Linked DNA regions of Homo sapiens: region 1 is linked to region 2. Evidence: chromatin loops called from intact Hi-C (ENCODE). Cell type or tissue: PC-3. All regions are shown on one strand. Links, peaks and the distances in the headings refer to the core of each region. The heading gives the core; the rest is flanking DNA. Region 1 overlaps C10orf67 (chromosome 10 open reading frame 67). Region 2 has its middle 76 kb from the start of OTUD1.

What was found. A loop is a pair of places that touch in the nucleus more often than their neighbours do. Peaks named below come from ENCODE experiments on the same cell type or tissue, not always from the same donor. Only the 100,000 strongest peaks of a DNase experiment are listed, where the experiment ranks them.
Region 1: a loop joins it to region 2, with 5 times the contacts of the local background. A loop is called at or near these places in 2 of 110 quality-filtered maps.

What each region holds. Positions count from the first base shown.
Region 1 is chr10:23,322,782-23,338,482 of GRCh38, reverse strand. It overlaps C10orf67 (chromosome 10 open reading frame 67), which reads left to right. Exons shown (of 16, transcript NM_001371909.1): 2 at 5,301-5,421. Among named protein-coding and RNA genes, the nearest start is that of C10orf67-AS1, 13 kb to the left of the region's middle. RefSeq lists an enhancer at 13,157-13,206. In PC-3, for the core only: no CTCF peak of the experiment used is centred there; a DNase peak (open chromatin) is centred at 6,402; H3K4me3 peaks cover 404 bases; H3K27ac peaks cover 1,505 bases.
Region 2 is chr10:23,506,786-23,522,486 of GRCh38, reverse strand. No RefSeq gene overlaps it. Among named protein-coding and RNA genes, the nearest start is that of OTUD1, 76 kb to the right of the region's middle. RefSeq lists an enhancer at 9,256-10,455 and a silencer at 10,357-10,625. In PC-3, for the core only: a CTCF peak has its summit at 5,803; DNase peaks (open chromatin) are centred at 7,856, 8,646 and 9,906; H3K27ac peaks cover 3,839 bases.

The DNA of each region.
Region 1 (15,701 bases), core at 3,026-11,025, 180 kb after region 2:
CAAAATAAATGTGTGTTCCGGTGAGGATGATGGAAGAAGTTCAGTGCTATCAACCTGTCGCTAGGTGGCTGGCTATTCCCTGTGGTTCATGCTGCCACGTTGGGAGCTCAGTATTGATCTCTGCTGTTGACTAGTTAGACACTCAGCACCTGTGGTAGCCAGGCCAGCCTTGGTAAGGGGAAAACCACATTGTTGAACTCCTGACACCATGGCCATTTTGTTCGAGGGCCATCAAGCAAGCAGGGGTGGCTGCAAAAGGAAACTGAACGATATCCACAGAGTGTGTCATTTTGCCTAATTATTTAACTACTTTCTCTGTAGGGGATTCCCTTGGGTGGGCATTCAGATGCCGCACAAACACCTTTACAGTCTGTGCCCATTTTCAAAGGCTCATCCACAGAACTCTTCCCAGACATTCTTGACATCCATCTCTCAATCTGTTCCTTCCAAGTTCCTGACCATCTTGTTAACTGTTTAGCAGCTGCCCATAAATTAATGTCAATACATAATTCTGGCCATCCTTCATCCAGAAAAAGTAGACAACCAAATATACTGCTTTCAGTTTATTCAGTGAGAGGATTTTCCTTCATGATTGTGTCATTCAGGGTCACTTCTGAGTGTGGCTGTGAGACTGCAGGTAACTACCAGCTGGTGAGGAACCCATCTGTGAATCAGGCTTGAGGTTTTTTCCCTCAGTCACCTGGTCATAAAGAACTTCTCGGGTTGGGTTCTCAGGGCTTCAACTTTAGTAGGCATGGTTCAATTTTTCCCCTCATTAACCTTGACCTTGTTGAGTTGGTGCCTACCAAAGTTCTCTATTTTAAATTTACCATTCTTTTCTTTGGAATAAATTACTATTTTCTAGGTATTACAATTTACTTTTTTCTAAAACTTATTCTAACCAGCCATAGTCACCAATGATGACTCCTCTCTTTTATTTTTATTTTTTGAGGCAGGATCTCACTCTGTCATCCAAGCTGAAGTGCAGTGACACAATCCAAGCTCATTGCAGCCTTAACCTCCCAGGCTCAGGTGATCTTCCCACCTCAGCCTCCCAAGTACCTGGGACTACAGGTGTTTGCCACCACACCTGGCTAATTTTTGCATTTTTTGTAGAGACAAGGTCTCGCCATGTTGGCCAGGCTGGTCTCGAACTCCTAAGCTCAAGTGACCCACCCACCTCAGCCTCCCAAAGTGCTGAGGTTACAGGTGTGAGCCACTGCACCCAGCCTGATGACTCCTATCTTAATGTCACTTTTATGATGACTGCCATGTGGTAATTCTCTGCTTTTTTTCTATATTTATTAGAGCTTCCCATCCTCATTTATTTGTTCATTCATTCATTCATTCATTCATATCAGTATGGATTGATGGATTCCTATTTTATTCAATGGGTTATAATCTGATGCTTTCATTATTTATTTTGATGCTTAAATTGTCATATATGGCCAGTGGTTGTTTCTTCAATCTAGTTTCTTCATCATTTTTACATTTTCCCATCATCTTTTGAGCATTTCTTCACTTTATGGCAAACAAAATGTTCCAGGCTCATTTTATACTTTTGCTTTCTATAATTTTATATACTTTTATTCCAATCTTGGAATGAACCATTTTTTCAAGGAGACTTCATTGCTTTTAGTGGAGGATGGTTTTTAGAAACCAACATCTAGGGCCAGGTGCGGTGGCTCACACCTGTAATCCCAGCACTTTGGGAGGCCGAGGCAGGTGGATCACTGAGGCCAGGAGTTTGAGACCGGCCTGGCCAACATGGGGAGACTTCATCTCTACTAAAAATACAAAATTAGTCAGGTGTGATGGTCCACACCTGTAATCCCAGCCACTTCGGAGACTGAGGCGTGAGAATCACTTGAACCCAGGAGGCAGAGATTGCAGTGAGCTGAGATCACACCACTGCACTCCAGCCTGGGTGACAAAGCAAGACTCTGTCTCAAAAAATATACTGAAACAAAAAGGAGAAGAAAGAAAAGAAACCAACATCTGAGTGTTAGATGTGCTCATCACTACTGGAGTGCCATTCTTCTAGGCCCTCTCATTGGACAGAACTAGAAACAGATATGTATAAATATATGCACATGTATATGATATATGTTCACATATATATGTGCACACATATATACACCTACAACTATTTATATATCTATTTATCTATATTTATAAAAGTACGCATTCATACCAATTCTTCCCATTCCATTCCATTGTCTCAGAGAACTTTCTAGTCTACTCTTTCCCTATGTTTGTAAATATCTTTCCTAGAACTGAAAAACTTGACTTCTGTCATTTTGAGAACATTTACTTACTCATTCAATGTATCCAGTCTCCCACTATTGTGGTCCTCTCCTCTGTCTGCCACCTCTGTGCTGCTGCCCCTGTTCCCCCAACTGACCCACATTCTTAGCCACCAGGCTTGCTGTTCTTCTATGCCTGACTCCCAGTTTTTTTTATGGCCCCATGTCATTGACCACTATGTTGATTCCTTCACCCTGAGAAGGGAAGAGAATGGAAGGCAAAAGAAGGTAGAAAAGAAAGTGGTTACATATGATTTTGATAGGTACAACTGTGGGGAGACTTAATCCTAGGCTGAGGGTACTGTTAAGGTACAGATGTATTTGGGGGAACATTTAACTAGTAGATATGTGACACATGAGTAAGTTACATGGAGTGTATGTAATGAGAAATGAGGCTCACCACTACCTCAGAATATATCGCATATTTTTATTTACTTGTTTACTGTAATTAGTATATGGAAAGCTGAAAATTTTGTGGGATTAACTGAAGATCTTTATTTTGAATATCAAGGAGTTTTCATGTTAAATGGCCTTTTTTAGTTGATATTGCTCTGCTTTAATAGTTTTTTCCAAATATGATGAAAAAACTATGACATTTCAAAACATCAGAGTGACAGTAGAAACCACCACCACTGCAGTACTAATAATGAGTAACATTTCTTGAGGGCTTACTGTTGTATGAAGGTTCATTCAAAATACTTCTAAGTATTAACACACTAAATTCTCACAGTAAGTCTATGAAGTGGGGACTATTATTTTCCATAAGAGGAAACTAAGGCACAGAAAGGTTTAGTAATTTATCTAATGTCACTTAGCTACAGTATCAGTCAGGATGCTTTCAGCTACAGTTGACAGAAACTGCCAACAATTGCACTTACTCTATGACATTACAGGGAGACTGGAGGTATGACAGGTTTCAGAGCTAATTGAGTCAATGGCTGAGCAAAGTCATCAGTCAAATTTATTTCCATCTTTTTTTTTTTTTTTTTGAGACAGAATCTTGCTCTGTCACCCAGGCTGGAGTGCAGTGGTGCGATCTCGGCTCACTGCAGCCTCTGCCTCCCAGGTTCAAGCTATTCTTGTCCCTCAGCCTCCCGAGTAGCTGGGATTACAGGCACGTGCCACCACACCCAGCTAATTTTGTATTTTTAGTCGAGACGGGGTTTTGCCATATTGGCCAGGCTGATCTCAGACTTCTGACCTCAAGTGCTCCTCCTGCCTTGGCCTCCCGAAGTGCTGAGATTATAGGCATGAGCCACTGCGCCCAACCTATTTCCATCTTTTTTGAAAGCTCATCATCTATGCCCTGGCTGGCCCCCCTTGTAGTCACCTAGTGACTGTGCCAGTTCTTGGCATTACTTCCACCCTTGGCAATGTCCAGAGACAAAGAAGAAACCTCTCCTCTGGTGCCCCCTTTGTAGGAGTCTAAAAACCTTTCTTACTAGCCCCCAACAGACCCTTCCTAATGTCTCCCTCTTCAGACCTGGGTTCTACACCCGTCCCTGGACATCCACTGCCAAGCAGAGTGGGATAACTGTGATGGGCTTAGCCCAGCTTGGAGTTATACTTGGCACTGTGGATATGGTCAACTTCATCTGAGTTCTGTGGGGGACAAATCTGAGGTTTGGCCAGCATGCAAGAAGAGGGGAGTTGCCATGGGGTGCCCCGCATGGGGGTATGCTCTCGTCAGCAGAAGAGGTGGGATAGAAGCACAGACATTCTGCCTTTGGCACCTACACTGAGAAGTCTGATAATTCTACTTGGGCTTTTGTGGTTCTCTTATTTTAGCTGACATTTTAGAAACAGTTGTGGTAAGTTTGATCAAATTGACAGAGTGCATCCAGAAAATTGCCTTCTTAATGCTGTTTGAGATGCCTATCCTTAGAAATCTGTAGAAGGAATTTACAAACACTTGTTCCTGGCCTATTCACATTTTTCAGGAATAATGCTTGAAAATCAAATATAGGAAGGTGGTATGATCATCTTAAAGAAACAATTCTCAAACTTTTTGGTTTCAAGACCTCTCTGTAGTCTTAAAAAATTATTGGCACCCTCAAAGAGATTTAGTTTATGTTGGTCCTATCTATTGATAGTTGCCAGATTGGAAATTTAAAAGAAGAAAATTAAAATATATTGATTCACTTAAAATAAGGATAAATCAGGTATGTGTTAATAGAAATACCATGTTTTATTTATTTTATTTTATTTTTCTGAAACATGTGCTCTTTCTGTTGCCCAGGCTGGAGTGTGGTGGTGCTTTCATAGCTCACTGCAGCCTCAACCTCCTGGACTCAAGCAATCCTCCTGCCTCAGCCTCTATAGTAGCTGGAAATAGCATATTTTAAAGAAAAACTAGCTGTATTGTTCTAAAACAAAAACTTTCATGAGAAGAGTGTCACTGTTTTACATTTTTGCAAAGCTTTTCCATGCCTGGCTTAATGGAAGAGAGCTGAATTCTCATAGCTGCTTCTGTATAATCTGTAGCCTCTGGAAAACTCCACTGAACATTTGTGAGAGAATGACAGTAAAAAGACAAATAAAATCTTAATACTATTATAAAATTAATTTGATCTCACAGATTTTCTAATAGAGTATCCCAGAACCCCAGGGGTCCTCGGCCCATACTTTGAAAACCACTGTCTTAAAGGATTTCTGCTGAATAGGCCTATGCATAATCTAGAATTATTTCCAGCAGTAGCACAGGCAATAACAGTATGGAAGATATTAAAAGCAGGTATATAAATTGATCATATCTCAGAAAAGTGGAAATCAGATGACTAACCATAGAGCAATATGCCTCAGTCCAGGGAATTTGATAATCTCATTATCTTCATTAGCTCCAGATCACAAGAGCTAATTCAGAGGCTTCCTCACCTCACCAACCTCTTAGAATACTTAAAATACGATATGATTTACACAAAAAAAGACGCATTAACATCTATTTCTAAGAAAATATCTATGACTTAAAGCACATTTCATTTCCTTTGTTTTCAGACTTAACATTTCAGATGATTTAAAGATTGGCTTTTTCAGCACAGACCATGCCACTCAAACTGATTCCAGTGAAATACTGTCAGTAAAAGAATTGAGTTCATCTACGCAAAAGTTAGCACAGGTAAATCTGAATTTGTTCTGAAACTTCTGAGATAATTTTTGGCGTTAATTGCCTTCATGTTTCTTTCATAGACAAAAGTGAAATAATTAAAATTTTTAAAATGTTAGCATCTTTGACAAACAGCTGAATGATAGCTGTGCTTTAACAAATTATTAATATAAGCTACTACTTATATTTATGTCATACTTACATGTTAATTTGTTTAATAAAGTATTTTGTTACTCTGTTGGAAATTCTTTTGACATCTGTGAACATTTTCTATTTATGACACTTTAAAAAATTATCAAACATCTTTGCATATATAATGAATAACTGTGTAACCCACCATCCAGCTTTGTCAAATTTTGACATTTTGTTATATTTTCTTTGAATTTTTTTTTTTTTTTGAGACAGTGTCTTACTTTGTCACCTAGGCAGAGGTGTGATCATAGCTCACTGTAGCCGCCACCTCCAGGATTCAGGTGATCCTCCCACTTCAGCCTCACAAGTAGCTGGGACTACAAGTGCATGCCACAATGCCCAGCTAATTTTATGTATGCTTTGTAGAGATGAGGTTTTGCCATGTTTTTCAGGCTGCTATTGAACTACTGGGTTCAAGCAATCCACCCACCTCAGCCTCCCAAAGTACTGAGATTACAGGTGTGAGCCATCGTGCCTGGCCTGGATCTTTTTTGATTGTAAAGGAGCATAGTATTGCATGTACGTTGGAGATCAAGAGTTATTATTAAAAACCCTAATCAACAAAGCTGTTACATGAGGTAGCATACCACTATACTCTTGTCTACCTTGATTTTGTTTTTACACTTGGAAGTCGTTCTATATTGACACATAGAGTTTCCTCATTTATTTCACAAGTACATTACATCACAAAATGTGCATCATATATTTAGCTTTCCATATTGATGGACATTTTGGTCATTTCTAATATTTTACTGTGATGAATAATCCTGCACATACTCATATGCCAGTAAATCTGTGATGTAAATTCTTAAAAGTGGAATTTCTGAGTCAGAGGATGTATGCATTAGTCATTTTGAAGGATATTGCCAAATTGCCCTGCATAGAGATTTTACCAATTTACACTCCCGCTAGTAACTTTTGAGGATGTCTCTTTCCTACATATTTGCCAATTTATTGTCTTCTTTTATACTTTCAGAAACATTTTATAATTTTATTCTTTCGTAACTAAGTGTGTCCAAATGACCACGTTCTGGTCAGTAGGATTCAGATGGGAATGGTCTGTGGCAGCTCTGAGGAACCTTCTTTGAGACACGGTTCACATGCGCCCTCTGTTACTTCTCCCTTCACTTTTTCCCTTCCTGCTACTTTCCATTCCCCTTCCCTTCCCCTTTTCCCTTCCCCCTTCCCTTCTTCCCTTCCCTTTCCCTTTTCCCTTTCCTTTCCCCTTCCCTTCTTCCCTTCCCTTCTCCCCTCCCCTCCCCTCCCGGTTCCCCTTCTCTCCAGGTTCCCCTCCCCTCCCTTCCCCATCCCGGTTCCCTTCCTTTCCCTTCCCTTCCCTTTTCCCTTCCCTTCCCTTTTCCCTTCCCTTCCCTTCCCTTTTCCCTTCCCTTCCCTTCCCTTTTCCCTTCCCTTCCCTTCCCTGTTCCCTTCCCTTCCCTTCCCTCTTCCCTTCCCTTCCCTTCCCTCTTCCCTTCCCTTCCCTTCCCTCTTCCCTTCCCTTCCCTTCCCTCTTCCCTTCCCTTCCCTTCCCTCTTCCCTTCCCTTCCCTTCCCTCTTCCCTTCCCTCTTCCCTCTTCCCTTCCCTTCCCTCTTCCCTTCCCTTCCCTTCCCTCTTCCCTTCCCTTCCCTCTTCCCTTCCCTTCCCTTCCCTCCTCCCTTCCCTTCCCTTCCCTCTTCCCTTCCCTTCCCTTCCCTTCCCTTCCCCGTCCCGGTTCCCTTCCCTTCCCTTCCTGGTTCCCGTCTCGGTTCCTCTCCCTTCCTGTCCTGGTTCCCGTCCCAGTCCCCTCCCCTCCTATCCCCTCCCTCCTCCCTTCCCTGTTTCTCTCCCCTCCCCTCTTTTCCCGGTTTCCCTCCCCTCCCCTTTCTTCCTGGTTTCCTTCCCCTTCCCTCCCTTACCAGTTTCCCTCCCCTTCCCTTCCCGGTTTTCCTTCCTTTTTTCCTAGTTTCCTTCCTTTTCTTACTTCTTCCGCTAGAGCATGGATCCTACTGTTTGAACCGTGAGGTTGAAACAATATACAGCAGAGTAATAAGACGGAAGAATCTTAGATCATTTCACCCATTGATTGCCAAGGTAGATTTCTAGGGAGAGAAATTAACTTATTTCTCGTTTATGCTTCTGTTATTTTGATTTTTTTTTTTTTTGAGACAGAGTCTTGCTCTGTCGCCCAGGCTGGAGTGCAGTGGCACGATCTCAGCTCACTGCAACCTCCGCCTCTCAGGTTCACGCCATTCACCTGCCTCAGCCTCCCGAGTAGCTGGGACTACAGGCGCCGGCCACCACGCCCGGCTAATTTTTTATATTTTTAGTAGAGACAGGGTTTCACCTTGTTAGGCAGGATGGTCTCTATCTCCTGACCTCGTGATCCATCTGCCTCGGCCTCCCAAAGTGCTGGGATTACAGGCGTGAGCTTTATTTTTTGAGACAGGGTCTCACTCTGTCACGTAGACTGGATTGCAGTGGCAGGATCATAGGTGACAACAGCCTTGACTTCCTGGGCTCGAGTGATCCTCCCACCTCAGCCTACTGAGTAGCTGGGACTACAGGTGTGTGCCACCACAGCTGGCTAATATTTTTTTCTATTTTTTTGTAGAGACAGAGTCTCAATATGTTGCCCAAGCTGGTCCCAAATCCCTGGCCTCGAGTGATCCTCCTGCCTTGGCCTCCCAAAGTGTCGGGAATACAGGCATGAGCCACCAAACCTGGCTATTTGGATTTTTTGTTATAGCTGAACCAAAATCTGATACAAATGTTAAATCAGATTAAGGATGTCTTCTTCTATTTCTAATTAATAAGAGGCATTTAAAAAAATCATGTATGACTGGGTTTGAATACTTTTCATGGACTTATTGAGATGATCATGCACTCATATGGCTTTTCTCCTTTATCTGATGATGTGGTAAAATTTGGTTTTTGAATAGTAAACCATCCTTGACTTCCTGAAATAAACCTAACTGGATCATAATATTTCCTTTTGCATTTCTGCATTATTTGCTATTATTTTATTGAGGATTTATTTTCCTCTGTTTTAAGCGAGATTGCCCTATAATTTTTTTCTTTTCTTTTCTTTTTTTTTTTTTTTTTTTGAGACAAGTTCTTGTTCTGTTGCCCAGGCTGGAGTGCAGTGACAATCATAACTCACTGTGACCTTGAACTCCTGGAATCAAGCAGTCCTCCCACCTCAGCCTCCTGAGTAGCTGGGATTACAAGAGTGCACCACCTTGCCCAACTAATTTTTAAATTTTTGGTAGAGATAGAGTCTTGCTACGTTACCCAGGCTATACTCTATAATACTCTTTTCTTACACTATTGTTGTTCAATCTTGGTACCAAGATCACAGTATCCTCATAAAATGAGAAGTGTTCCCTAGTCTATTCTCTGGAATACTTCACATAAGATTGGGAATATCTATTTCTTCAATGTTTGTTAGAACTGGCATGTAAAACTGTGCTTATTTTTATTGCTATTGTTATTTTGTTATGTATGTATTCCCATTTTCTTAAATATTCTGGGTCACTTTTGATGTTATGTTTTTCTATTAAAGTATTTATTTTTGGTAAATCTTCAAATTATTGGTATAATATTTATTGTCTTTTATTATTTTTAAGTATTGTATCTGTAGTTATATTCCTTTTTAAATGTTTAATGTTGTCTGATATTGTCTGCATATCTCCTCTCTTTTTTCTTAGTGACTCTTGGCAGAATTGTCTATTTCATTATTTTTTATTTCAGACACTCAATTTTAGGATGTATTAATCCTCTATATTGTATCTTTATTTTCTAGTTCATAAATTTATTTCCCTATATTTATTATTCCTTATTCCTTTCTGTTTACTCTTTCTTTCTTTTCTTTTTTTCTTTCTTTCTTTCTTTTTTTTTTTTTTTTTTTTGTTCGTTTATGAGACAGGGTCCACTCTGTTGCCCAGGCTGGAGTGTAGTGGCAGAATCATGGCTCACTGCAGCCTTGACCTCCTGGGCTCAAGTGATCCTCCTGCCTCAGCCACTTGAGTAGCTGGAACTACAGGCACATGCCACCACACCTGGCTAATTTTTACAATTTTTTGTAGAGATGGGGTTTCACTATGTTGCCCAGGCTGGCCTCAAACTTCTGAGCTTAAGCGATCCTCCTGCCTCAGCCTCTCAAAATGTTAGGATTACAGGTGTGAGCCACTGTGCCTGGCTTTTTTTTTTTTTTTTTAATCTCTTGAGTTGGATCTGGGTATCAATTAGGATAGCATATAGCTCCGTGTTTAGAAAAAACAACTGCATTGGCTTCATAAAATATCAAGAGGTATAGAGTTAGAGAATCCAGAGTTAGTGCAGTAGCTCTCTGATCTGTGTGATGTAGATTCATTTTATCTTCTCACATCTCCACCATTAGTGCCTGACTTTTGCTGCCCTAGTTCTGATCCAGTAGCAAGATGGCTGCTCCCCTTCCAGCTTCTATGGAAGGAGAATATGGGAGAAGTAGGGAGGAGTGGTAATAGCTATCTTAGGAAAGCAAAAACTTTCCATAGAAAGCCTTGCCATATGTTTCTTTGGCCGTAACTGTATCACATGATCACTTGACCTACAAGGAGCTATAGAGAAGTATTTTAGCTATGCACATTGCCGCCCGAGACAATGTCATGGTTCCATCAGTAAAGAAGAACCATGATGCCGGATATTGGGCTGACAGCTACCAATGCCTATAGATCGTAGATTTTGAGGCTTTCTTCTTCTCTTTTATAGGCAGTTAAAACTACAAATTTCCCACTAACTACATTTTTAGCTCCTACAAACTTTGAAATATAGTATTTTTATTAGTATTTAAATTTAAATACTCGAATTTTTCATTTGTTCATTTCAACTGTATAATAAGAAAGTTATTAAATTTTCAAAGATGCTTTTTAGAATATTTTTATATTGCTGATTTTTAACTTCAGTGCTTTCTTGTTGGAGAACGCAGTCCTTGTGCAACAAATTATCTGGTGTTTGTTGCAATTTGTGTTGAGGCTTTGTGTGAGGTCAGTCTTTGTCAATGTGGCATAGATGCAGGAATTTTTTTTTTTTCTCCCCCGAGATGGAGTCTTGCCCTGTCACCCAGGCTGGAGTGCAGTGGTGCGATCTCTTCTCACTGCAACCTCCACCTCCCAGGTTCAAGCGATTCTCCTGCCTCAGCCTCCTGAGTAGCTGGGATTACAGGGGCACGCCACCACGCCCGGATAATTTTTGTATTTTTAGTAGAGATGGGGTTTCACCATGTTGGCCAGGCTGGTCTCAAACTCCTGACCTCGTGATCTGCCTACCTCAGCCCCACAAAGTGCTGGGATTACAGGTGTGAGCCAACGTGCCTGGCCAGGAAATTTTAAAAAATCTGTATTTATTAATTATTGAATTTATGTATTTTTTCTATATGAAGGCTTTGGCCATATTGTCCATTTTGTTCAATGTTAATTTATCTGTATCAACATTCTTTGGGCTAGTATTTACCTGGTAAATCGTTCTGATTTCTACACTGACATTATTTCTGTGTTGTGTCTTAGATATATCTCTTATAAATTGTATATAGTTTTGAAAAATCCAACCTAATAATTTCTTTTAATAGCTAATTTATTCTATTAGTATTAATTTTGACTACTGATAAATTTGTATTTTCTGCCAATTTCTTTTTTAATTTCTCTTTATCTTATTTTTCTATACCTTTTTTCTCCTTCCCTACTCTCCAATGATTGTATTAACTTTTCTTTAGTTTCTATTCTCTCCTCTACTAATAATTAACTATTTTATCTTTATTCTTTTAATGATTAATCTCAAATTTGAACATTCAACAGTTGACTAGAATTTGTAATTTCTACCGTACAGTACAAGAAATGTAGAACCTTTATCTCTAATTGTGTCCTTCTGTCTTTTTTATTATTATTATCAAGTATTTCAGTTGTTTTCTCCTAATATTTTTGCAGTTAACTCTTCATATTGTTTTATGCAATTAATGCTTGTTTAGATTTACTCAAATTTACCAATTTCTTTGCTCATCGTTCTTTCCCATATCTCAGTACTTCTTTCTGCGCTTAATTTTCATTATTTCTAAAGATCTTTTGACCCTTTGTTCAGCAAGGATTATAGTGTACTTAGCATTAATATTGCACAACTTCATGTAAAACGCAATAACCTTGTAACTGTTTACCACCCTCCCATCTTTTATGCTGAGTATCATACGTATTGCATCTATTATACATACATTACAAACTCATGATGTTTGCTTTAAACAGTGCTATAAATTTTAAGCTAATAAGAGGAAAGCTAGTATTTTATATGTACCTAGATATTTACAATTTCCTTTGCTCTTTATTATTTCCTGAAGATCTAGCTTTCCAGCCCAAATTATTTCTCTTTAGCCTAAAAAACTTTATTTAGCTATTCTCCTACTGTAGGCAAAGAATTTCTGTTTTATTTAAAATGTTTTTACATTGAATATAGAATTCCGGGTTGACAAGTTGTGTTTTGTTTTGTTTTCTCACTTTACAATTGCTCTGTAGGCTTTAATAGTGTCTAAGAAAATAACCATTATTAGTCATTCCAAATGTTATTCCCCTGTATGTAGCTGTTTCTTTTCTGTCTGCTTTCAACATTTTCTTTTAATCTTTGGTTTTCAACAGCTTGATTATTATGTACCTAAGTGTGGTTTTGATGCATTTATCCTGCTTGGATAAATAAATTAAGCATCTACAATCTGCATGTTTCACCAAATTTGGGAGATTTGGAGCCACTAAATATATCTTCAAATATTTGTTCCACCCCACTTTTTCTATCCTCTCCAATTACTTGTATGTTAGACTTCTCATTATTAACTCACAAGTCCCTAAACTCTGTCCATTTTGTAAAATTTTAAAAATCTTTCTTCTTTCTATTTTTTATTGATACATCTTCAAGTTCACAGTTTTTTTCTGCCATCTTTGTTCTTCTGTTAAGTACTTTCAGTGAAGTTCAAATTTTGGATATTGTATTTTTCAATTTGGGAATTTGTTTTCTTTATCAAAATTTTCTGTTTGTTGATATTTCCTTTTTTCATTTATTACAGCATATTTTGCTTTGCTTCATCATGCATAGTTATAATAACTGCTTTAACATCTTTGGCAATTCTGACATTTTGGTAATATTGGAATTGGTTTCAATCATCTTTTGTCTTGAGACTGAATCACATTTTCCTGTTTTTTTTTTTTATATATATAATCCAAGTAATTTGGATTATATTGTGGACAGTGTGGATGTTATCTTCTGGGTTCTGATATAGTCCCCTAAAGAATGCTGAAGTTTTTTTGTTGTTGTTGTTATTGGTTTTGTTTTTTTGTTTTTTGTTTTTTTTTTTTTTGCACACAATTAACTTGTTTGGATTAAAACAGAAAATTATATCTTTTTTTTTTTTTTTAGCAGCCCAAATCTTGGTTTTGTTATATTATCTCTAGCTGGGCTATTTGCAGTCTGCCCCATGTATGTATCTCTCAGGGATGAGCCAGAGGTTTGTTCAGAGGTAGGTTTCATTTTTGTTTTTTGCTTTTTTGTTTATGAGACAGAGTCTCCCTCTGTTGCCCAGGGTGGAATGCAGTAGCACAGTCATAGCTCACTGCAGCCCCAAACTCCTAGGCTCAAGTGATCATCCCATCTCAGCCTCCCAAGTAGCTGAGACTACAGGCTACACACCACCACGCCTGGCTAATTTTTAAATTTTTTGTAGAGATGAGGTCTCACTATGTTGCTTAGGCTGGTCTTAAACTGCTTGCCTCAAGTGATCCTTCCTCCTTGGCCTCCCAAAGTGCTGGGATTACAGGCATAAGCCATCATGCCTGGCTTGTTCAAAGTTTTTACAGTGATTTTAGAGTTCCCCTTTCTGATTTTTTTTTCACCTGGGACCCCACCCAAACACTGTCACTTAACCTCTCAAAGTCTTGATATTCTCACCAGTAAAATAAAACCTCCTATATAGTATGAGGATACTAAAATGAAATTCTTCCCAGGATGCCAGTACACCAGGCGTCAAGTTCCAAACTAACTGTGAGTTAGAAACCATTTGCAGATTTTGCAAGGGGAATGTTTCACATTAGACAAATGTCTCTCAGCTTTTGAATCAGATCAAGGACAATAAAGAAGGTCAGGGAATGAAGAGAAAAAACTGCCAAAGCAGACTCTAGAAAGAACTATTGCCATGGTTCTTATGGGAGAAGGGCAGCAGAAGCAATCCTCCTCAACTCAAAGCTAGGAAGGCAGGCTTCAATGGAGCTTGAATGCATTTGCTGCTATTAGAAGACACAAAGGACTGGTGCTTGACTCATGCTTGAGGAAGCCAAAGGGGGCTGTGATGAGAAGATAGAATGGCTTGATTGGGATCAGTCTGCACTTCCAGAGTTATTGGGGTAAAGGATGTGTAATTGTTTCCCGTAAACCATATGTGGCCTTGAGAGAGAGAGAGGTGAAACCAGTGTAGGGTCATTTTGGGTCCTGTCCAGGAGAGTTATCTGGAAGAACAAAGGACCCCTAACAGCAGGGAGAAGAAAGAGGTGAACTCCAGATTCATAGAACCTGAGGAAGGAGTAGCAAGTGACCACTCAGAGTAGAGAAGCATCTGCTTAGGTCAAGATATAGCTACAAAAGAGAGGGTCCCAGCAATCAGAATCTCTAGAGAATCTACATCAGTGCCCAAGGGAAGAAGAGGAGTTAGTTCTCCTGTCCTGTAGCACCATGGTGAAGCCACCCCACCAGATAGGAACATCCTTGCCCCTCTATCACTGCTGCCTTGTTGCTTGTGGAGATACAGCCACTCGGGTGCTGGTGAGGAGGTGAGCAGAGAGAGCTCAAGGGTGAATCACTCTTTTTCATTACTCTCAGCTTGGAGTAAAGGGAAAAACCTTATGAATGAAGTTGGAAGCATTTTAACTCATATGTGTGTGTGTGTGTATATATATATATATATATATATATATATATATATATATATATATATATATATATATATTTAGACGGAGTCTTGCTCTGCTGCCCAGGCTGGAGTGCAGTGGTGCGATCTTGGCTCACTGCAACCTCCATCTCCCGGGTTCAAGCTCCCAAGTGGCTGGGATTACAGGGGCGCACTGCCACACTTGGCTAATTTTTTGTATTTTTATTAGAGACAGGGTTTCACCATGTCAGCCAGGTTGGTCTCAAACTCCTGACTTCAGGTGATCTGTCCACTTCAGCGTCCCAAAGTGTTGGGATTACAGGCATGAGCCACCTCACCTGGTAGTTATATTCTAAATGCTACTCTGAGGCTGTATTTGTAGCGATGTAGGACTATGTTCCCATGAATGAATAGAGAAGTCATGGGATTTTGTCGTTTCCATTCAGAGCAGGGGAAGATTACATAGAGAATAAATTTTTTTTTTAGATCTCTCTTTTTTTCTTCTTTTAAGTTTTTGAAGAGCTGGAGTCTCACTCTATTGCCCAGGCTGGTTTCAAACTCCTGGGCTCACCTGAGTTTCACCCACCTTACCCTCCCAAAGTTTTGGGATTACAGGTGGGAGCCCTAGTGAATACATTTTAAATAGATGGGGGCAGATAAAAATACATTGTGTTTTGATTATTACAAATGGTTCTTAGTCAACATGCTGGTTACATATTTAAATGCTTGTGCTAGTAGATTCTCAGCAAATGATGATTCTTGCCTCTCTTTTCTGATCTGAAATCCACATCTTGAGAACTATACCTTTTGAGGTATGACAAGGCCAATATTAACACAGATATTTTCTTCTGTGTGGGAAGAAACTGCTAGGAAACTCTTGTCTTTTAGTCCATCATCATATCTTAGTTTGGCAAATTAATTGTCACTTTGAAAGCCTGGCCACCTAGGATGGAATTACTGGAATTCCACAATGCATACAATCATCTTAAAAATCAGGACAGACCTCTGACCAGGAACCCAGCTTATATGTCCAGAACCAGAGAATGAATTGGAATTTTTACACAGAGGACCTTTACTCTCTATCATAATGTACATTTTTTCCATTTTTATTTAATGTGTGTATATATATATATATTTTAACTTTTAGGTTCAGGGGTACATATGCAGGTTTGTTACATAGGTAAACTCATG
Region 2 (15,701 bases), core at 4,115-12,114:
TAGAGAAGAAAAACAAATTACTATGACGCAATGAGGAAAGTGGGGAAGCATGACTGCAAGATCAAGGGAGAACAGAGGAGCGAGGGAATCCTCTCTGATATGTGTGGGTGTTCATTCAATTAGAGTTCTCATGCCAAAGACTCACTAGTGGCTCATTTCATAAACTTACAGCCACACAATTTTCTCTCTTCAATGGCAAAACCTCCTAGAGCACTAACTCCAAATTTCCCTGGTTGGTACTTAGTACACTTGTAGAATTAAATCTTGCCTCCCCCTCCCTCATCGTCCTCCCCTTTAACCTATCAAGGCCCCTAGTTTGTCTTGTTAGCTATAAGAAAATGCCCTTGCAAATTAGCAAGATTATACATTACAGTCTGAACTAAATAGATGTGAAATGCTTAGAGTTCAACTCTTCTCCAGTTAACAAGAAGAGCTTTTAAAGACGGCAATCTATATATTTTTTCAAGTTAGAGAATTTTAGAACAAAAGGGGAACTTAGAGGTACCTTGGACCAACTTCTCTGTTTTTAGACAAAGAAACTGAAACCTGTACTAATTGAATATACTAATTGAATTGAAATTGAAATAACCAAGCTCATAAAAATAGTACTAGAAGATACTTACTACCTTAATTATTGTAATCACTGACAAAAATCACAGTCACTACCTCTTAATCACTGAAGATTTTAGACCCAACTCACTGTCTTTCTCCAACACTATTCCTGCCATAATTCTTGGGGATTTTGATACCTAATATAGGTAATATGTTCAACCCATTAGCTTGCCAATGTTTGGCTCTTCGCCAACAAGGATCTTGTCCTCCTTCTCCCCACAGCCACCCACCTCCATGGTCACACCCTAGTTCCTGTCATTACCAACAAATGCATCCTATTCAAATCCCCAGTTTCCAGCATCCTACTCTCCTACCACCAGCTCACACCTTCTTCTACCCTAACACCAACAGCGTTTGACCCTACTGGCTTCTCATTTTTATTGTCCAGGGTTTGGTTCTTAGACCTCTTCTCTACCTGCCATTCCTTTGATGATCTCAGTCTATTAGCTTTTTGGGATACTAGAATATGCCACCCCAAAATATGCCTCTCAAAGGGTTGCTGAGCTGAAGGCAATTAAGAAGCAGTTGCAGGAAAGCACTCTGTCCTCCTTCAATTTGCCTAAAAGCAAAATATAGATTTACAAATACTAAAGATACCCGCCCTCTACATCCCCTTCTATCAGGGAGAACAAAGGCTGACCAGTGGAGATAACTTTAGACCCTTCTGGGCCTGGAGATGGCACCAGGGAAATCTACATTAATAAGCTTTACTCACCAGAGTTTATCTGAAGGTCATTTGCCTTCCTATAAATTGCCACCCATAGAGCATTAAAGTCCTTTTCCTTTGTCTCTTGTCACATCTCTAAAAATGTACTTTTCTTTGTTCAAGATTCTATTGAAGCTCAAATTCAAAGCCACTTTTTTGAGATTTACTCATTCCATGGGTATCTCCTGTGAATATATGAAATAAACATGTTAATAAAGTTCTGTTGTTTTTCTCTTGTTAATCCATCTCTTGTTACACGGATTCATTCCAACAGAGAATTTATGAGCAGCTGGGAGTATCAGTGCTGACAGCTCTTAGCTGAGCCCCTCTGCAGGAATTGCCTGTGGCTAAAAAAAAGCCACCTTGCCCAGTGTCTTAGCCCAATCCAATGACTGGTCAATATGGAGGTATCAATGCCTGGCCCCTTGGCAACCACTTTGAAGGATGATCCAAGCTTCAGAGCTTCTCCAGCATTGCAAGATCTGTGGAGACTCCTATTGCAACTGCATTTCATTCCCTCCACTATTGGTGATAATGAGAGTACATCCCTGTAAACCACCTGCACTCAAATCTCCTTCCCAAAAAACTCAATCTGCAACGTGGGGATAAAGGGAGGGTGAGGTCAATCTTGAGACTCTCAAAATAAATAGGCAGAGGGGGTGACTGTGAGTGGCAGGATGGAGGAGGGCAAGGTCAGGAGTCTTTCTAAGAATCCACATGCTCTGAAGTTCCCTTTTCACCCCAGAACACATAGAATTCTGAGGTTGTACTCATTGTAGAACTGATACTGTTAATATGCTCCAAGGAAAAAAGAGGACAAAAATTAGCCTTTCTGCCCCAAGATCTTGTAGAAGTTTTCATTTTTTTGGTGAATCCTTAACAAAAGCTGAATAGGCACTGTAATAGATTACAGTTGACCCTTGAACAACTTGGGTTTGAACTGAGTAGGTGCATTTATATATGGTTTTTCTTCCACCTCTGCCACCCCTGAGACAGCAAGAACAACCCCTCCTTTTCCTCCCCCTCCCAGCCTACTTAACATGAAGACAACAAGGATGAAGACTTTTATGATGACCCACTTCCACTTAATAAATAGTAAATATATTTTCTCTTTCTTATGATTTTCTGAATAACATTATCTTTTCTCTAGCTTACTTTTTGTAAGACTATAGTATATAATACATGTAACATACAAAATAGGTGTTCATTGGTTGTTGATGTTATTGGTAAGGCTTCCAGACACAGCAGACAATTAGTAATTAAGTTTTGGAGGAGTCAAAAGTTACATATGAAGACCTCAAACTATAAGAACCCTAGAAGAAAGCCCTGGAAAAACCATTCTGGACATGGGCCTTAGGAAAGAATTTATAACAAAGCCCTCAAAAACAATTGCAACACAGCAAAGGAAACTATCAACAGAGTAAACGGACAACTCACAGAATGGGAGAAAACATTCACAAACTATGCAGCTGACAAAGGTCTAATATCTGGAATCTATAAGGAACTTAAACAATTCAACAAGCAAAAACCAAATAACCCCATTAAAAAATGGGCAAAGGACATGGACACTTCTTAAAAAAAGACGTACAAATGGCCAACAAACACGAAAAAATGAATATCATCAGTAATCATCAGAACCATGCAAATTAAAACCACAGTGAGAGACCATCTAATACCAGAATGGCCATTATTAAAAAGTCAAAATACAGCAGATGTTGGTGAGGCTGTTGAGAAAAGGGAATGCTTATACACTGTTGGTGGGAATGAACATTAGTTCACCCACTCAACAATCTCAGTTGGAAGGCATTTGAGAGATTTATCAAAGAACTTAGAATGATAATTTGACCCAGCAATCCCATTACTGGGTATATATCCAAAAGAAAATAAATCATTCTACCAAAAGGACACACACTTGCATATTCATCACAGCACTATTCACAATAGGAAAGAAATTGAATAAATCTGGTGTCCATCAACAGTGGATTGGATAAAGAAAATACAGTGCATATACACCATGGAATTCTATGCAGCTATAAAAAAGAATAAAAGTATGTCCTTGGCAGCAACACAGATGCAACTGTAGGCCATTATCCTAAGCAAATTAACACAGGAACCGAAAACCAAATACCACATGTTCTCACTTACAAGTGAGAGCTAAACATCGGGTGCTCGTGGATATAAAGATGGCAACAATAGACAATGGAGACCACTAGACAGGGGAGGGAAAGAAGATGGCAAGGATTAAAAATTTGTTGGGTTGGTCAGGCATGATGACTCATGCCTGTAATCCCAGCAATTTGGGAGACGGAGGCAGGCAGATTGCTTGAGCTCAGGAGTTCAAACCCAGCCTAGGTAACACAGCAAAACCCTGTCTCTAAAAAAAAAAAAATGCAAAAATTACTCAGGTGTGGTGGTGTGCACCTGTAGTCCCAGCTACTCAGGAACTGAGGCAGGACAATCACTTGAACACGGGAGGTTGAGGCTGCAGTGAGCCAAGATCATGCCACTGCACTCCAGCTTGGGTGACAGAGTGAGACCCTATCTCAAAAAAAAAAGGTGGGAGAGAGGGAGGAATTAGGAAGGAAGGAAGGAAGGAAAAAAGGAAGGAAGGAAGGAAGGAAAATAGGAAAGAAGGAGGGAAGGAAGGGAGGGAGGGAGGAAGGAAGGAAGGAAGGAAAATAGGAAAGAAGGAAGGAAGCAAGGGAGGGAGGGAGGGAGTAAAGAAGGAAGGAAGGAAGGAAGGAAGAAGAAAAAACTGTTGGGTACTGAGAAAAAACTATTCTCAGTACCTGGGTGAGAGGATCATTCATACTCTTAACCTCGGCATCACACAGTATACCCAGGTAACAAATTTGCACTTGTACTCCCGTATTGAAAATAAAAAATTGAAAAAGAAAAAAATGATATAAATGAATTTTTCACTGTGCAGGTGGTCAGCATCCCAAACCCCAATTTGTTCAAGGACCAACTGTATCCTATTGTTAAAGTATTTTCCAGATCTTCCTAGCCAGGTCATCCCTCCCAGATGTTACAAGAAAAGCCTAGGACTATAACATCCCCCTTCCCTAAAATGGGAAGGAACAGAGATACAAAAAAAAAAAAAAAATGACTTCAACAAGTCCAGCTTGGTGAGTAGATGAGTTTATTAGGACTTACATACAGGGTACTCCTAGATGATAGCAGCACAGCTCTAGAGATGAGTGTCGCCTCCCATCTCTCAAATGCTTTTAAGATAATTTTCTGGCTCTTTGCCTACTGTGTTTGGATGATGAGACTGTTTTTCTTGGTAGGTTCTCAGATACTCTCAGTTTGGGTTCCCAGGTACACCTGCTTCTCGGCTGGGCCCTGTGACCTTAGCACACCACTTGGCCTTCAAGATTCAGGCAGCCAGTATAAATCCTTAAGTAACCCGGTGGGGAACGTAGCATGCTATACCAGAAGTCCCTGCGGAGAAATACACTTCCTTCCCCAGGTTTGGCCTTGTGACTTTCTTGGCCAATGAAACATGAGTGAAAGTGACATGTGCCACTTAAGAAAAGTTGTAAGAGCTATTGTGGTTCCACTTTCTCTCTTTTAAACTCTTTACTAAATCAGTAATATTCCAGATAGGGGCTGCTCCTGTAGCCTGCATTCTGGAGTGACATATTGAAACTGACTCTCAAGGATCATGTCATGTGAATGAGAAATAACCCTTTGTTCTAAGCCATTGAGGTTTTGCAATTACTTGCTGCTTCAGTATACTTTAGCCTCAGCATACTAATACAGTCACCTAGAGCAGGGGTCAGCAAATTCTGGAAAGGGCCGGAAAGTAAATATTTAAAGATTTGCAGGCCATACAGCTCTGTCACAACTACTCAACTCTGCCACTGAAGTGCAAAAGCACTGGGAGATAATATGTAGAGAAGTGAGAATGGCTATGTTCCAATAAAACTTTATTTACAAAAGCAAGCAACAGACTAGTTTTGAACCACCAGCCGTAGTTAGCCAACCCCTCATGCAGATACTTAAGTAGTTTGGCTGCTTGCTAAAAACTCTACAGGCAATTCCCTAAATCCATATCTTCTCTAATTTTACCTGCCCAGTATTAGTTCTCTAAGTTTTGCATTAAAGATGACAGAGAATGAACTTCGTTATATAAGTTTGTAGAGCCTATTTATTTAAGTCTTTAGTGGATGAAAAGGCATAGGATGTCAGATTTAATATTTCTTGATGGAAAGAAGAAAAAAAAACTAGAAATGATATCTCCAATTGCACACTCTTCAAAAGCAGTTGAGAAGACATGGAGGAAGAGAATCAGGGAGAAAAGACAAAAAGCTGAATTAAAAAGGGGTAAAAAGAAGAGAAATGGAAACGTGAAGAGAAATAATCCATCTGTGAGAGAAAATTGAATGAAGCTGGAATTCCTGTATCTGGCTGTTTTCAGCACCAAGGCCAGATAGCATGCTTGTTCCTCTACTGCCACCCTCAGTTCTTTCAGGATTCTGTCTCTACTGTTGAAATTTGCACTAATGGTTTAAATTGCCCAGGTTGCAGCTCCAAGGAGCGCTTTTTCCATTTTTTATTTTAGCTACACCTTGCTAAAACCCACGGAGGTTCAAGAATGGTAGGACTTGAATAAATGATTTTGAATGGCAGAGGAAGAGGACAAATCAAAGACAGAATAAACTGGGGCCAAGGTTAGTGTTGGGAGTGAGGAGACACTGAGCAGAGGTGGGGATTCCGGGAACAGGGAGTTTGGAGACCGTCTATTTGTGTCAATTATGGAGCTGAGTCTGCATGTGGCTGCAGAATTCCACAAAAGTGCTAAAGTAAATCCATAGATATTAATGATGACTGGGATCTGGAAGTGTAGCATACAGGCAAAATTATGGAACAAACAGCTCTGGGGAGATATGGGCCTGGCTGTGACTCCTGCATTTTATCACACTTTGTCTTGGAATCAGGGGTAATAAGATCACAGAAATATAATTTTTTCACCTATTAGCGAAATTCACTCTGTCATTGCATTATGGTTATACATTCAAGAGTCCATCTACATTGAAAGCAATTTGAAGCAAAAATAAGTCTTTTTCATCCTTCTAAACCCAGTACTCATTAAAGTAGCTTCCTAAGAGTGAACACTCAGTGAAGTCACGTTAAATTGAATTGTTTCTTTTCAATGGTAAAAATAAAAATTTTCAAAATGTGGGAAGATGTCAATTCACTGGAGTGAAGATCAAGAACACTTTGTCCCTGCAAACTCTCAGAGCTTGCCATCTATTTTCCATGCCTCCAATCTAAAGCTATCCTTCATTTCCATTCATTGTTTGAATTCCTATACTCATCAATGGAGTTCAAAGCAAATGGTCAAGGCTTTGCTCTAATCACTGCAGTTATAAGATGCATTGTTTGACCCGGATCCCAGCCTGAGATTCAGACTGCAGCCACTATAAGTCTTTTCCAGTTGATATGTTGCCTGAGAGGAGACTGACTGAACATGCAATATCCATTGTCACCCTCCTGTGACATCTTCTCTGGGCAAATCAGCCTTGGTCCAGCAGTGGAAGATGGAGCATGCACTTTCTAGATGTCAATTATGATATACAATATCTAAGCCATTCAGAAGATGAAATCCTTTTGCTTCTGAAAATAAGACTGTACATATTAGTAGGGGCTAAGTTGTCACAGTAATAAAAAGAAAACAAAAACCAGGAGAATCAAGTGGAAAAGTTTGCTTCAAGAAACAGCTACACCAGGCCAGGCATGGTGGCTCATGACTGCAATCCCAGCACTTTGGGAGGCCAAGGTGCGAGGATCACTTGAGCCCAGGAGTTGAAGACCATTCTGGGCAACATGGGGAGACCCCATCACTACAAAGAATAAAAAAACTAGCCAAGCGGAGTGATAATGTGCCTGTAGTCACAGTTACTCGGGAGGCTGAGGAGGAAGGATCACTTGAGCCGGGGAAGTTGAGGCTGCAGTGAGACGTGATGATGCCACTGCACTCCAGCCTGGGTGACAGAGTGAGACCCTGTCTCAAAAAAAAAAAAAAAAAAAAAAAAAGAGGAAAGAAAGAAAGAAAGAGAGAGAGAGAGCAAAAAGAAGGAAAGAAAGAAAAGAAAGAGGGAAAGAGAAAGAAAGAAGGAAAGAAAGAGAGAGAGAGAGAGGATGGAAGAAGGAGGTGAGGGAAAGAAGGAAGGAAGGAAGGAGAAAGGAAGGAAGGAAGGAAAGAAGGAAGGAAGGAAGAAAGAAAAGAAAAGAAAAGAACTACACCTTACATTGTGTAGTATGGGGGTAATAAGAGGAAGGAGCTACTCTTGCTCTGTTCCTAACTAAAGAATACCTAAGCTTTGCTTTTCTCTTGTGGTTGAGGAAACTTTACTTGGCAAACCAGCAAATCTCTTATTCCTTAAGTCTGAGGTCACTTCTTCCAGGACCACCTTTCTGACCCTCTCCCCAACATTCCCAAGGTTGGCTACACGCTCCCTCTCTGTCCACATTGACCTCATCATATTGTATTAAACAGATTTATTGACTCCTCTGACTCCTGCACCATCCTGTAAATTTCTTCAGGGCAGGAACCATTTCTTAATAGCCTCTGTCACTTCAACCCAAGCACCTAGTAGATTCTTATCAAGTGTTTGTAAATGAATTCGTCATTCATTGATGGTTTGTGAGTCAGATAAACCACAAATTCAATTCTAAGAAAGATGGCACCATCTCAGACCTGCTAGTCAACTAAACCATGGGAAAAAGCAAAACAGCCCAACAGGCTTTTCCATTGTCGTGGGCTGTGTGGGGGTCCCATGGACATCTCAGGCATTAGGGAAAGAAAGTCAGAGAGGCCACACAATGCAGCCACGGACATTGATTGTCCTCCTGTCTTCATACTCCTGGGGTGTCCCTTGGAGTTCCTGAGCCACCTCACAATAGTTTGGGACCACAGGAAGAGCCATTTGGAGATTGCTTGTGTGCCAGCTTGCTTCAAGATCACAGTGACCTTGAAACAAACTTTTTTTTTTGAGACAGAGTCTCACTTTGTCGCCCAGGCTGGAGTGCAGTGGCGCCATCTTGGCTCACTGCAACCTCTGCCTCCTCGGCTCAAGTAATTCTCTGTCTCAGCCTCCTGAGTAGCTAAGATTATAGGCACCTGCCACCGTGCCTGGCTAATTTTTTTGTATTTTTTTTTTTAGTAGAGATGGGGTTTCACCATCTTTGCCAGGCTGGTCTTGAACTCCTGACCTTGTGATCCGCCCGCCTTGGCCTCCCGAAGTGCTGGGATTACAAGTATGAGTCACCATGCCCAACTCAAACTTCTTATAAATTCTGTTGACTCAAAGAATAGTTGTATAATCCTTATACCTAGAGAGCTCTTTAGACATTTAAAGGCATAGAAACGTTCTGGTATAGTCATATTGATAGACAGGACTAGCTGGATTTCCTGGGCAGACTAAGAATCCCTAAGCCTAGCTGGGAAGGTGACTGCATCCACCTTTAAACACGGGGCTTGCAACTTAGCTCATACCCGACCAATCAGGTAGTAAAGAGAGCTCACTAAAACGCTAATTAGGCAAAAACAGCAGGTAAAGAAATAGCCAATCATCTATTGCCTGAGAGCACAGGGGGAGGGACAATGATCAGGATATAAACCCAGGCATTCCGGCCAGCAATGGCCACCTGCTTTGGATCCCCTCGCTTTGTATGGGAGCTCTATTTTCACTCTATTAAATCTTGCAGCTGCACACTCTTCTGGTCCATGTTTGTTACGGCTGGAGCTGAGCTTTCACTCGCCGTCCACTACTGCTGTTTGCCTCTGTCGCAGACCCGTCACTGACTTTCACCACTCCGGATCCGGCAGGGTGTCTGCTGTGCTTCTGATCCAGCGGGGCGCCCAATGGGATAAAGGCTTGCCATTGTTGCTGCACAGTTAAGTGCCTGGGTTCGTCCTAATCGAGCTGAATACTAGTTGCTGGGTTCTACGGTTCTCTTCCGTGACCCATGGCTTCTAATAGAGCTATAACACTCACCGCCTGGCCCAAGATTCTATTCCTTGGAATCCATGAGGCCAAGAATGCCAGGTTAGAGAACAAGAGGCTTGCTGCCATCTTGGAAGTGGCCCACAACCATCTTGGGAGTTCTGAGAGCAAGGACCCCCCGGTAACAATATGATGTGAATTATTTGGTCAATTCTGATTATTTCTTCTCAAGACAATGCTTTGCTTCAAACCCCGTTTGTGGTGACCTTTCAGAAGGGTGACAGGACACAGGCATTACTCACAGCACAGTAGTTCCCTCTTATCCACAGGGGATAAGTTCCAAGACTCCTTGTGGATGCCCGAAACCCTTAGTAGAACCCAATCCTATATATGCTATGTTTTCTTAATACACACATCCCTATGATAAAGTTCAATTTATAAACTAGGCACAGTAAGGGATTAGCAACAATAGCCAGTACACTATTTGTGCTTTGGGATCATTATTAAGTGAAATAAGGGTGACAAACACAAGCAATGCGACAACAGGACAGTTGATCTGACAACCGAGACAGCTAAGTGACCAAAGGGATCCGCTGGACTGAGGGATGAGTCACACCCTGAGCAGGATGGAGCAGGATGACGCAAGATTTCATCATGTTACTCAGAACAGCGTGACATTTAAAACTGATGAATTGTTTAGTTCTGGAGTTTTCCATTTAATATTTTCAGATTGTGGTTGACCAAGGATAAACGAAACCACAGAAAGCAAAAACTAAATATGCTGGGACTACTGTATTCTTGCTTTCTCTCTCTACCAAATCAATAAATGTGAACTGGCGTCCATGTGCATTCTCTTACTGAGTTAACCAGGCTTGCAGATTTCCGGAACATTGGTACAAATAACAGGATATTATTTCTAAGGGAGCAAAACAAACATACACATGAGTTCATTTTGTATAAGTATAGATATATCCATTGTATATGTATAAGTATAGATATATCCATTGATTCTTCTCTTGAGTCATAATTACTTGTTTAAAAAATAAAATAAAATCAGATTCAAGTTGCAAGTCCTTGGTACTCCACTAAGCTACATATCCATTTAGAAAAGAAGAAGAGGGCTAATTGGGGGATACATTTCAAGACAGCCGAATAGGAACAGCTCCAGTCTACAGCTCCCAGCGTGAGTGACGCAAAAGACGGGTTATTTCTGCATTTCCATCTGAGGTACCAGGTTCATCTCACTAGGGAGTGCCAGACAGTGGGCGCAGGACAGTGGGTGCAGCGCACTGTGTGCGAGCCGAAGGAGGGCAAGGCATTGCCTCACTCAGGAAGGGCAAGGGGTCAGGGAGTTCCCTTACCTAGTCAAAGAAAGGGGTGACAGACGGCACCTGGAAAATCGGGTCACTCCCACCCTAATACTGCACTTTTCCAATGGGCTTAAAAAACGGTGCACCAGGAGATTATATCCCGCACCTGGCTCAGAGGGTCCGATGCCCATGGAGTCTCGATGATTGCTAGCATAGCAGTCTGGGTTCAAACTGCAAGGCGGCAGCAAGGCTAGGGGAGGGGCGCCCGCCATTGCCCAGGCTTGCTTAGGTAAACAAAGCAGCCGGGAAGCTCGAAGAGGGTGGAGCCCACCACAGCTCAAGGAGGCCTGCCTGCCTCTGTAGGCTCCACCTATGGGGGCAGGGCACAGACAAACAAAAAGACAGCAGTAACCTCTGCAGACTTAAATGTCCCTCTCTGACAGCTTTGAAGAGAGCAGTGGTACTCCCAGCACGCAGCTGGAGATCTGAGAACAGGCAGACTGCCTGCTCAAGTGGGTCCCTGACCCCTAACCCCCGAGCAGTCTAACTGGGAGGCACGCCCCAGTAGGGGCAAACTGACACCTCACACGGCCGGGTACTCCTCTGAGACAAAACTTCCAGAGGAATGATCAGACAGCAGCATTCATGGTTCACGAAAATCCACTGTTCTGCAGCCACCGCTGCTGATACCCAGGCAAACAGGGTCTGGAGTGGACCTCTAACAAACTCCAACAGACCTGCAGCTGAGGGGTCCTGTCTGTTAGAAGAAAAACTAACAAACAGAAAGGACATCCACACCAAAAACCCATCTGTACATCACCATCATCAAAGACCAAAAGTAGATAAAACCACAAAGATGGGGAAAAAACAGAGCAGAAAAACTGGAAACTCTAAAAAGCAGAGTGCCTCTCCTCCTCCAAAGGAATGCAGCTCCTCACCAGCAATGGAACAAAGCTAGACGGAGAATGACTTTGATGAGTTGGGAGAAGAAGGCTTCAGACGATCAAACTACTCTGAGCTACAGGAGGAAATTCAAACCAAAGACAAAGAAGTTAAAAACTTTGAAAAAATTTTAGACAAATGTATAACTAGAATAATCAATACAGACAAGTGCTTAAAGGAGCTGATGGAGCTGAAAGCCAAGGCTCGAGAACTACATGAAGAATGCACAAGCCTCAGGAGCTGATGCAATCAACTGGAAGAAAGGGTATCAGTGATGGAAGATGAACTGAATGACATGAAGTGAGAAGGGAAGTTTAGAGAAAAAAGAATAAAAAGAAATGAACAAAGCCTCCAAGAAATATGGGACTATGTGAAAAGACCAAATCAACGTCAGATTGGTGTACCTGAAAGTGATGGTGAGAATGGAATCAAGCTGGAAAACACTCAGCAGGATATTATCCAGGAGAACTTCCCCAATCTAGCAAGGCAGGCCAACATTCAGATTCAGGAAATACAGAGAACACCACAAAGATACTCCTCGAGAAGAGCAACTCCAAGACACATAATTGTCAGATTCACCAAAGTTGAAATGAAGGAAAAAATAAGGGCAGCCAGAGAGAAAGGTCGGGTTACCCACAAAGGGAAGCCCATCAGACTAACAGCTGATCTCTCGGCAGAAACTCTACAAGCCAGAAGAGAGTGGGAGCCAATATTCAACATTCTTAAAGAAAAGAATTTTCAACCCAGAATTTCATATCCAGCCAAACTAAGCTTCATAGGTGAAGGAGAAATAAAATACTTTACAGAAAGCAAATGCTGAGAGATTTTGTCACCACCAGGCCTGCCCTAAAAGAGCTCCTGAAGGAAGCACTAAACATGGAAAGGAACAACTGGTACCAGCCACTGAAAATCATGCCAAATTGTAAAGACCATCAAGGCTAGGAAGAAACTGCATCAACTAACGAGCAAAATAACCAGCTAACATCATAATGACAGGATCAAATTCACACATAACAATATTAACTTTAAATGTAAATGGACTAAATGCTCCAATTAAAAGACACAGACTGGCAAATTGGATAAAGAGTCAAGACCCATCAGTGTGCTGTATTCAGGAAACCTATCTCACGTGCAGAGACACACATAGGCTCAAAATAAAAGGATGGAGGAAGATCTACCAAGCAAATGGAAAACAAAAAACGCAGGGGTTGCAATCCTAGTCTCTGATAAAACAGACTTTAAACCAACAAAGATCAGAAGAGACAAAGAAGGCCATTACATAATGGTAAAGGGATCAATTCAACAAGAAGAGCTAACTATCCTAAATATATATGCACCCAATACAGGAGCACCCAGATTCATAAAGCAAGTCCTGAGTGACCTACAAAGAGACTTAGACTCCCACACGATAATAATGGGAGACTTTAACACTCCACTGTCAATATCAGACAGATCAATGAGACAGAAAGTTAACAAGGATACCCAGGAATTGAACTCAGCTCTGCACCAAGTGGACCTAATAGACATCTGCAGAACTCTCCACCCCACATCAACAGAATATACATTTTTTTTCAGCACCACACCACACCTATTCCAAAATTGACCACATAGTTGGAAGTAAAGCTCTCCTCAGCAAATGTAAAAGAACACAAATTATAACAAACTGTCTCTCAGACCACAGTGCAATCAAACTAGAACTCAGGATTAAGAAACTCACTCAAAACCGCACAACTACATGGAAACTGAACAACCTGCTCCTGAACGACTACTGGGTACATAACGAAATGAAGGCAGAAATAAAGATGTTCTTTGAAACCAACGAGAACAAAGACACAACATATCAGAATCTCTGGGACACATTCAAAGCAGTGTGTAGAGGGAAATTTATAGCACTAAATGCCCACAAGAGAAAGCAGGGAAGATCCAAAATTGACATCCTCACATCACAATTAAAAGAACTAGAAAAGCAAGAGCAAACACATTCAAAAGCTAGCAGAAGGCAAGAAATAACTAAAATCCGAGCAGAACTGAAGGAAATAGAGATACAAAAAAACCTTCAAAAAATTAATGAATCCAGGAGCTGGTTTTTTGAAAGGATCAACAAAATTGATAGACTGCTAGCAAGACTAACAAAGAAGAAAAGAGAGAAGAATCAAATAGATGCAATAAAAAATGATAAAGGGGATATCACCACCGATCCCACAAAAATACAAACTACCATCAGAGAATACTACAAACACCTCTAAGCAAATAAACTAGAAAATCTGGAAGAAATGGATAAATTCCTCAACACATACACCCTCCCAAGACTAAACCAGGAAGAAGTTGAATCTCTGAATAGACCAATAACAGGCTCTGAAATTGTGGCAAAAATCAATAGCTTACCAACCAAAGAGTCCGGGACCAGATGGATTCACAGCCGAATTCTACCACAGGTACAAGGAGGAGCTGGTACCATTCCTTCTGAAACTATTCCAATCAATAGAAAAAGAGGGAATCCTCCCTAACTCGTTTTATGAGGCCAGCATCATCCTGATACCAAAGCCGGTCAGAGACACAACCAAAAAAAGAGAATTTTAGACCAATATCCTTGATGAACATTGATGCAAAAATCCTCAATAAAATACTGGCAAACCCAATCCAGCAGCACATCAAAAAGCTTATCCATCATGATCAAGTGGGCTTCATCCCTGGGATGCAAGGCTGGTTTAATATATGCAAATCAATAAATGTAATCCAGCATATAAACAGAACCAAAGACAAAAACCACATGATTATCTGAATAGATGCAGAAAAGGCCTTTGACAAAATTCAACAATGCTTCATGCTAAAAACTCTCAAAAAATTAGGTATTGAAAATGGCCATACTGCCCAAGGTAATTTATAGATTCAATGCCATCCCCATCAAGCTACCAATGACTTTCTTCACAGAATTGGAAAAAACTACTTTAAAGTTCATATGGAACCAAAAAAGAGCCCGCATCGCCAAGTCAATCCCAAGCCAAAAGAACAAAGCTGGAGGCATCACACTACCGGACTTCAAACTATACTACAAGGCTACAGTAACCAAAACAGCATGGTACTGGTACCAAAACAGAGGTATAGATCAATGAAACAGAACAGAGCCCTCAGAAATAACGCCGCATATCTACAACCATCTGATCTTTGACAAACCTGAGAAAAACAAGCAATGGGGAAAGGATTCCCTATTTAATAAATGGTGCTGGGAAAACTGGCTAGCCATATGTAGAAAGCTGAAACTGGATCCCTTCCTTACACCTTATACAAAAATTAATTCAAGATGGATTAAAGACTTAAACGTTAGACCTAAAACCATAAAAACCCTAGAAGAAAACCTAGGCATTACCATTCAGGACATAGGCATGGGCAAGGACTTCATGTCTAAAACACCAAAAGCAATGGCAACAAAAGCCAAAATTGACAAATGGGATCTCATTAAACTAAAGAGCTTCTGTACAACAAAAGAAACTACCATCAGAGTGAACAGGCAACCTACAGAATGGGAGAAAATTTTCACAACCTACTCATCTGACAAAGGGCTAATATCCAGAATCTACAAAGAACTCAAACAAATTTACAAGAAAAAAACAAACAACCCCATCAAAAAGTGGGCAAAGGACATGAACAGACACTTCTCAAAAGAAGACATTTATGCAGCCAAAAAACACATGAAAAAATGCTCATCATCACTGGCCATCAGAGAAATGCAAATTAAAACCACAATGAGATACCATCTCACACCAGTTAGAATGGTGATCATTAAAAAGTCAGGAAACAACAGGTGCTGAAGAGGATGTGGAGAAATAGGAACACTTTTACACTGTTGGTGGGACTGTAAACTAGTTCAACCATTGTGGAAGTCAGTGTGGTGATTCCTCAGGGATCTAGAACTAGAAATACCATTTGACCCAGCCATCCCATTACTGGGTATATACCCAAAGGACTATAAATCATGCTGCTATAAAGACACATGCATACGTATGTTTATTGTGGCACTATTCACAATAACAAAGACTTGGAACCAACCCAAATGTCCAACAATGATAGACTGGATTAAGAAAATGTGGCATATATACACCATGGAATACTATGCAGCCATAAAAAATGATGAGTTCATGTCCTTTGTAGGGACATGGATGAAATTGGAAATCATCA